Linked DNA regions of Mus musculus: region 2 is linked to region 1. Evidence: chromatin loops called from intact Hi-C (ENCODE). Cell type or tissue: gastrocnemius. All regions are shown on one strand. Links, peaks and the distances in the headings refer to the core of each region. The heading gives the core; the rest is flanking DNA.

Region 1 (2,815 bases), core at 301-2,800:
AGTTTTACGTGACACTGAAAACTTCATAAATTAAGACCCCAAAATGGCGAATCATATTTATGGGCAGATATCTATTACGAAGATGTTATGATAAGTTGTTATAAGCTACAGCAACGCTACTATGGCTGTTCAGGTTCCCTGACACCTTCCGGTGTGACGTCTGCCCTGTGAATCTTTAGGGGAGAAAGTAGAGAACGGTTTTCTTAGGTTTTGTGGTCTGTTCCGGGGACAATAGAAGAAGAAAATCTCAGAGAGCTCCCTGCAACGGCCCTTGTCTCCAACACCGTTTCGTCATGCTTTCGATTGGCTGCGATGGGTGAATGGAAGGCTACTCTATAATTAGAGCATGCATACCACCCTAGGAAAGGCATTGATTAGCCTGATGCCACGTAACCCCAGGAGCAGGTTTAGCATCAACATGAAGCAACAGCATGGTCACATCAGCTAGTACACAGAGTCCAAGGCACGCAAGATAGCCCCACGTCTGCTGATCACCACCGACAACGTGAAACTCTCTCGAGCTCCTTAAGGAGAATGTGTGCCAGTGCTCCTTATTTTATGTCAGGCATGCACTCCGCTGCCATCTACCTCAGACCTCCTCTCTCTTCCTCCCCTCCTTCCTTCTTTGAGATTAAAAAATAATAATGTTTATTACTTTATTTGTCTGTCCTACCTACAATATGTTCTCTATGCAGGCAGACAGTTACCATATCTGTAGAATATAAGGTATATGTAGACTTGCTGTGTGTTATAGCTGCAGGGTAAGGCTTGGTTCCCAGTTTCTCTGAACCCTATGTGGCAGAGTGTGAGAGACATCAGGCTGGCGGTTTTATACCCATGGTGCTTATGGTTTATCTCCATTCCTTGGTGACCTGCACCAGTGTGAAATGGGCGGTGGTTTTGATTTTGGCGTGCACGATGACGTAGGTAGGAAAACATCTGTATTACTGAAACTCATGAATGAAAACTCGTTTCAGCACAGTCATCTTTCCCTCCTTTACTGTGTCTACAATGTCTTTTCATCTTTTAACTGAGATTAAATTTTTTTTTTCCTCTGCTGGAATTGAACCCAGGGCCTCACATCCATTGCTAAGTCCAGGCTCTATGCTGAGCTATGATTCCCTGTATTGAAACTCCTAAGAAACAGCAAACTAGGCCAAGGTTATGGAAGCGGGGCATGTTTTACCTCAACATTTTCTATTTCAGAATTGACTTTTTATGCTAACTGGTTTTTCTTTTTGTTTTGATTTGCCATTACTATTATCTGTTTATTAAATTACAGACTTACTTGGTCTTGGAAATTGGAAGCTCTCTGAATGCTTCACAGATACATAATGTCAATGGTCTTATGCTGTTGCTTTTCTCAGCTTGTTTCATAAATGGCAGTGAACACAGCATTTGTTAAAAAGTCCATTATGAACAGGAGGCCTGTGTTTTAATTTGGCCTTTGGACCCGATAACTTCGTTCCCAGTCTGGGATGTTAGCAGATGACTTTTGTGAATTTCATAGAAAGCAATAAAGATTCATGATAGACCTAAAGAAATCCCACGAGCCTGAACTCATAGAAGAATCCCCAAAGTTTACTAACAACCAAAAGTTCCTGGTAGCCATACTCAAGTGGATCTTAACTAGGAGCAACGTTGCCCCCTAGTGGACACTTAGCAATGTTTGGAGCCCTTTTTTGGCTGTCCCTTGTCAGGAAAGGGCATTGTTGTAATCTTCTGGGTAAGGTTGCAAATGTGCCAAACAGCCCACAACTAAGAACTTCCCTCCGCAGAATGCCAATGATGGCACAGCCAGTAACTGCCTCCCTCACTCTCTGCTTCCTACCTGTAGATGCGGTGTGACCAAGTGGTCTCCCATTCCCAACACAAATGAAAGTTTCACTGCCATGGAAGACTGCATTATCCCCTCTCTTTTAGGGTAAAAACAGAATAAACCTTCGTGTGCATGTGTGTGCAGTGTGGTGTGTGTGTGTGTGTGTGTGTGTGTGGGTGTGTGTGTGTGTGTAAACAAAACAAAGAAGTAGAAAAAGTACAAATTGGATATCCAAAATAATTCGAAGTCTAAAATGCTTCAAAATGCAAGCTTGCATTGTTTATATTTTATTGGGTTACATAAGGCAATTTTCACGAAAGTTCAAGACTATACTAAATGGGTTCCCTCCCATTTCTCGACCTTCCCCTTTCCATTCATTTCCTTTGTTTCCTTGGTCAGTTTTGTCTCTACTGTCAATGCCATCTATATAGCTGTGGTTTTGTGAGTTTAGAGTAAACACAAGAACCCACAAATGAGAGAAGATATCCAGTATTTGTCAGTGTGAGGCTAACTCAACTTTACTTGATGTAATTTTCTCTGGTTGCCCTTGTTTTCCTTCAAACAGTGTAAAATTATATTCCTTGATGGCTGAAAAAAAATTCGTTATGTGTATAGACTACCTTTTCTCTATCCCGGCCTCTGTGCTTAGATATCAAGGTTGGTTCCTTTTGTGCCTTGGGTCACTTATATATACTAACATATCATTTGCAAATAATGATATTTTTACTTTTTCCTTTCCAATTTGTATCCCATTGATCTTTTGTTGTCAAATTGCTCTGGCTAAAACTTCAAGTACTATATTGAATAGACAGGGAGAAAGTGGGCAGCCTTGTCTAGTCCCTGATTTTAGTGGGATTGCTTCAAATTTCTCTCCATTTAGTTTGATGTTGGCTACTGGTTTGCTATATATTGCTTTTATTATGTTTAGGTATGGGCCTTGAATTCCTGATCTTTCCAAGACTTTTATCATGAATGGGTGTTGGATTTTGTCAAATG
Region 2 (2,815 bases), core at 284-2,783, 280 kb before region 1:
ACATTTCTAAGTATACATTTTTTTTTAGATACGGTATATGATTCAATATTCATATACATGGTGGCGTTTCCAATAGAAAAGATCCATCATTGACCTGCTTAAGAATTTTATTGACGTTCTCTTAAATTTTGAATACGGATTACACACAAGGTTCAGATATCTCTTCAAACTGTCATGGCGGGACACTGGAGACCAGAACCCAGGGTGAGCATACGAACCCGACTCATTTAGGAAGTGAACGGCGTGTGGGAGCTCGTTCTCATCCAGCTGCAGCTGATGTTCGTTCACGAGCTGTAACAGGTGTTTCCGGTTAATCACAGGAAACTCAGTCGGCACAGCTTTCCGCTCTGATAAAATGATTTTCTCCAGTTCTACGTAGCAATCTGGAATTAGCTGCCCAACCACAGGCTGATCTCGGATCTATGAAATTACAAATGACAAGGTGTTAAAAAAAAACTATTTAAATCACAGATAGGTTATATGGTAAATTCAGCCAAAACAGTTTTTATGCGGTGCACATGGTTTGCTTTTTTTTTTTTTAATAAAATTTAAATATGATACATGATGTGAAACCTATCTAAATGGTAGTGAACAGAAGATGAAATTAAAGTAAGAAATTTATGGACATAGAGTCAATTTGGAGGGGAAAATCTGTGAATAAAATAGCATGGAAATAATTATCTAGTAATACAAAAATTCTATTTCAGAAATAAAGGCAAATAACTAACCAAGAATGAATGATCTCATTTTGTAATACACTGAGTTAATATGCAAAGCACCGGGGTGGGGGTAAGATATAAGTCTATTATGAAAGCTTGGGATATTTCTTTCTGAGATAAAAATATAACCACAAGTATTGGACTACCGAACTGTAGACATCAAGAGTTAGAACTGGAAACACAACATCTCCTCACCAAGTTGTTTTTTCATGGAATTTGAAACTCTGGAAAATGCGATTTATTTAGCTGCTGACGATCCCAACCTGACAAAAAGCCCACTGTCTGCAGCAGTCGATGAGAGACAGAGAGCGATATTTTTCAGTGAGGGTCTTGAGATAATAGTTTCTATAACAGATATCTTTTTTAGGCTTTTTTTCCTCACATGAAAAGTCTAGTTTTAGAGAGAAATGCAACTCTTGATTCTAGCTGCATATGTATCAAAAGATGGCCTAGTTGGCTATCACTGGAAAGAGAGGCCCATTGGACTTGCAAACTTTATATGCCCCAGTACAGGGGAACGCCAGGGCCAAAAAGTGGGGGTGGGTGGGTAGGGGAGTGGGGGGGAGGGTATGGGGGACTTTTGGTATAGCATTGGAAATGTAAATGAGGACAATACCTAATTATATATATATATAAAAGAAAGAAAGAATAAGAAGAAAAAGATAGCAGCCAAATAACTAACTCAGACCACCACCAGGGGGCAACCGACCTCCATTAGTTCCACCCATCAGAATTTCTACTTGAATTCTTAGGCTCTAAAACCTGTCTTTCCGTGACACATAAACACAAAACTGTCTCTCTCTCTCTCTCCTCCCTAATTGCACCAAGAACTTTGTTTCCAGCATCCAGAACTATTGCTTCCATATTTTTCGACAAACAGTCATTCAGGAATATATGACCCTTGTGCCAAAAAAAACAGTCTATAATCCTACTAACTATCATGCTTTTCGTCATTTCTCACAAATTAAGACGACATAAAACTTCAATTTCAAGATTATGTTTTAAGTTTAGGAAGGAAACTGACCTACAGAAACAAGTGAATGTCCCACAGGAAGCAAATCAAGCGGGGGGGGGGGGGGGGGGAGTACTGAAGGGCGGGTACCAGGCAGCAAAAAAGATGGCTGCTCAGGCAATGGGCTGGAGAGAATCGAAAGGGAAGCAGTTCAAACCGACTGCGTTGTTGACCTTTCTCCTTTCGCCTGGTAACGGACTCATTTCTGGGCCGATGTAAGGAAGAAAAGCAAAACCCCTTCTAAAGAGCATAGGTTTATGTTTATAAATACAAGGAAAGATTGGGAGAGAGTTAAGTTGGAAGGAAAAGACAAATGAGATGGGGCTGGGTGCTCTCTAATAGACTCAAAGCTGCTCCTTGAAGAAGGGTTGCAAGCGTCACCCAGAAACAAGGTCCCAGATAGGTGGGCTGACGCGCCTCTCTCAGAAAGAACCAGCGAAGCAAGCCAGCGCATGCTCAAACCAGCATGCCAGAATGAGGAAGCCGTTAGCACCACCCATTCCTTTTTAATAATACTGCCATTCTAGGAAGCATGTTTTTCTCCTCTGTATGGAGTTGCTTGAAAGGCTCTTATGTACATAGAAGGAATCTGGCCTTACTGATTGACAGGGATAATAACTTGCAGCTGTCTCAGCGGAGTTTGAACCTGGATTACTGACTGGGTCACCTCCCTACAGCAGCAACAGCCCACACCACAGACCCAAGCATCTCTCTTACAGGCTTGCTTCAACCAAATTCAGGCTTTTACAAAACAAATTCGCCTTCTGAAATGGACTTTTAAATACCAGCCCCTGGGGCACTACAGAGACAAACCCATCCACAGATGGCCCATTTCTGAGACGACCAGAATCTGTGAGAGTGTGACAGAGCTGAGCTGACAGGGCAGGGCGCTGCAGTGCACAGCGGGAGTTTATCATTCAACATCCAAATTGGAGCTGTTCTGAGAGTGCGCGCCTGTGGCCCAGTAAGTAATTTCTCTGGGATATGCAAACCTAACAGGGCTCTGGTTACATCCTGATATCTCCAGAGCCAACAGAGAGACAATCATTGTGTTTGCCATGCTGAAGTACCCAGAGCGTTCTCT

Evidence for each region. A loop is a pair of places that touch in the nucleus more often than their neighbours do. Peaks named below come from ENCODE experiments on the same cell type or tissue, not always from the same donor. Only the 100,000 strongest peaks of a DNase experiment are listed, where the experiment ranks them.
Region 2: it touches region 1 in a loop (4-fold over the local background); 26 of 42 quality-filtered maps call a loop at or near these places.

Annotation. Positions count from the first base shown.
Region 1 is chr15:91,476,809-91,479,623 of GRCm38, reverse strand. All of the region lies in intron 3 of Slc2a13 (solute carrier family 2 (facilitated glucose transporter), member 13), which reads left to right. Among named protein-coding and RNA genes, the nearest start is that of Slc2a13, 95 kb to the left of the region's middle. In gastrocnemius, for the core only: a CTCF peak has its summit at 1,646 (motif pointing left); a DNase peak (open chromatin) is centred at 1,655.
Region 2 is chr15:91,753,395-91,756,209 of GRCm38, reverse strand. It overlaps Lrrk2 (leucine-rich repeat kinase 2), which reads right to left. Exons shown (of 51, transcript NM_025730.3): 32 at 219-420. Among named protein-coding and RNA genes, the nearest start is that of Lrrk2, 82 kb to the right of the region's middle. In gastrocnemius, for the core only: a CTCF peak has its summit at 1,415 (motif pointing right); DNase peaks (open chromatin) are centred at 1,420 and 2,631; H3K4me3 peaks cover 274 bases.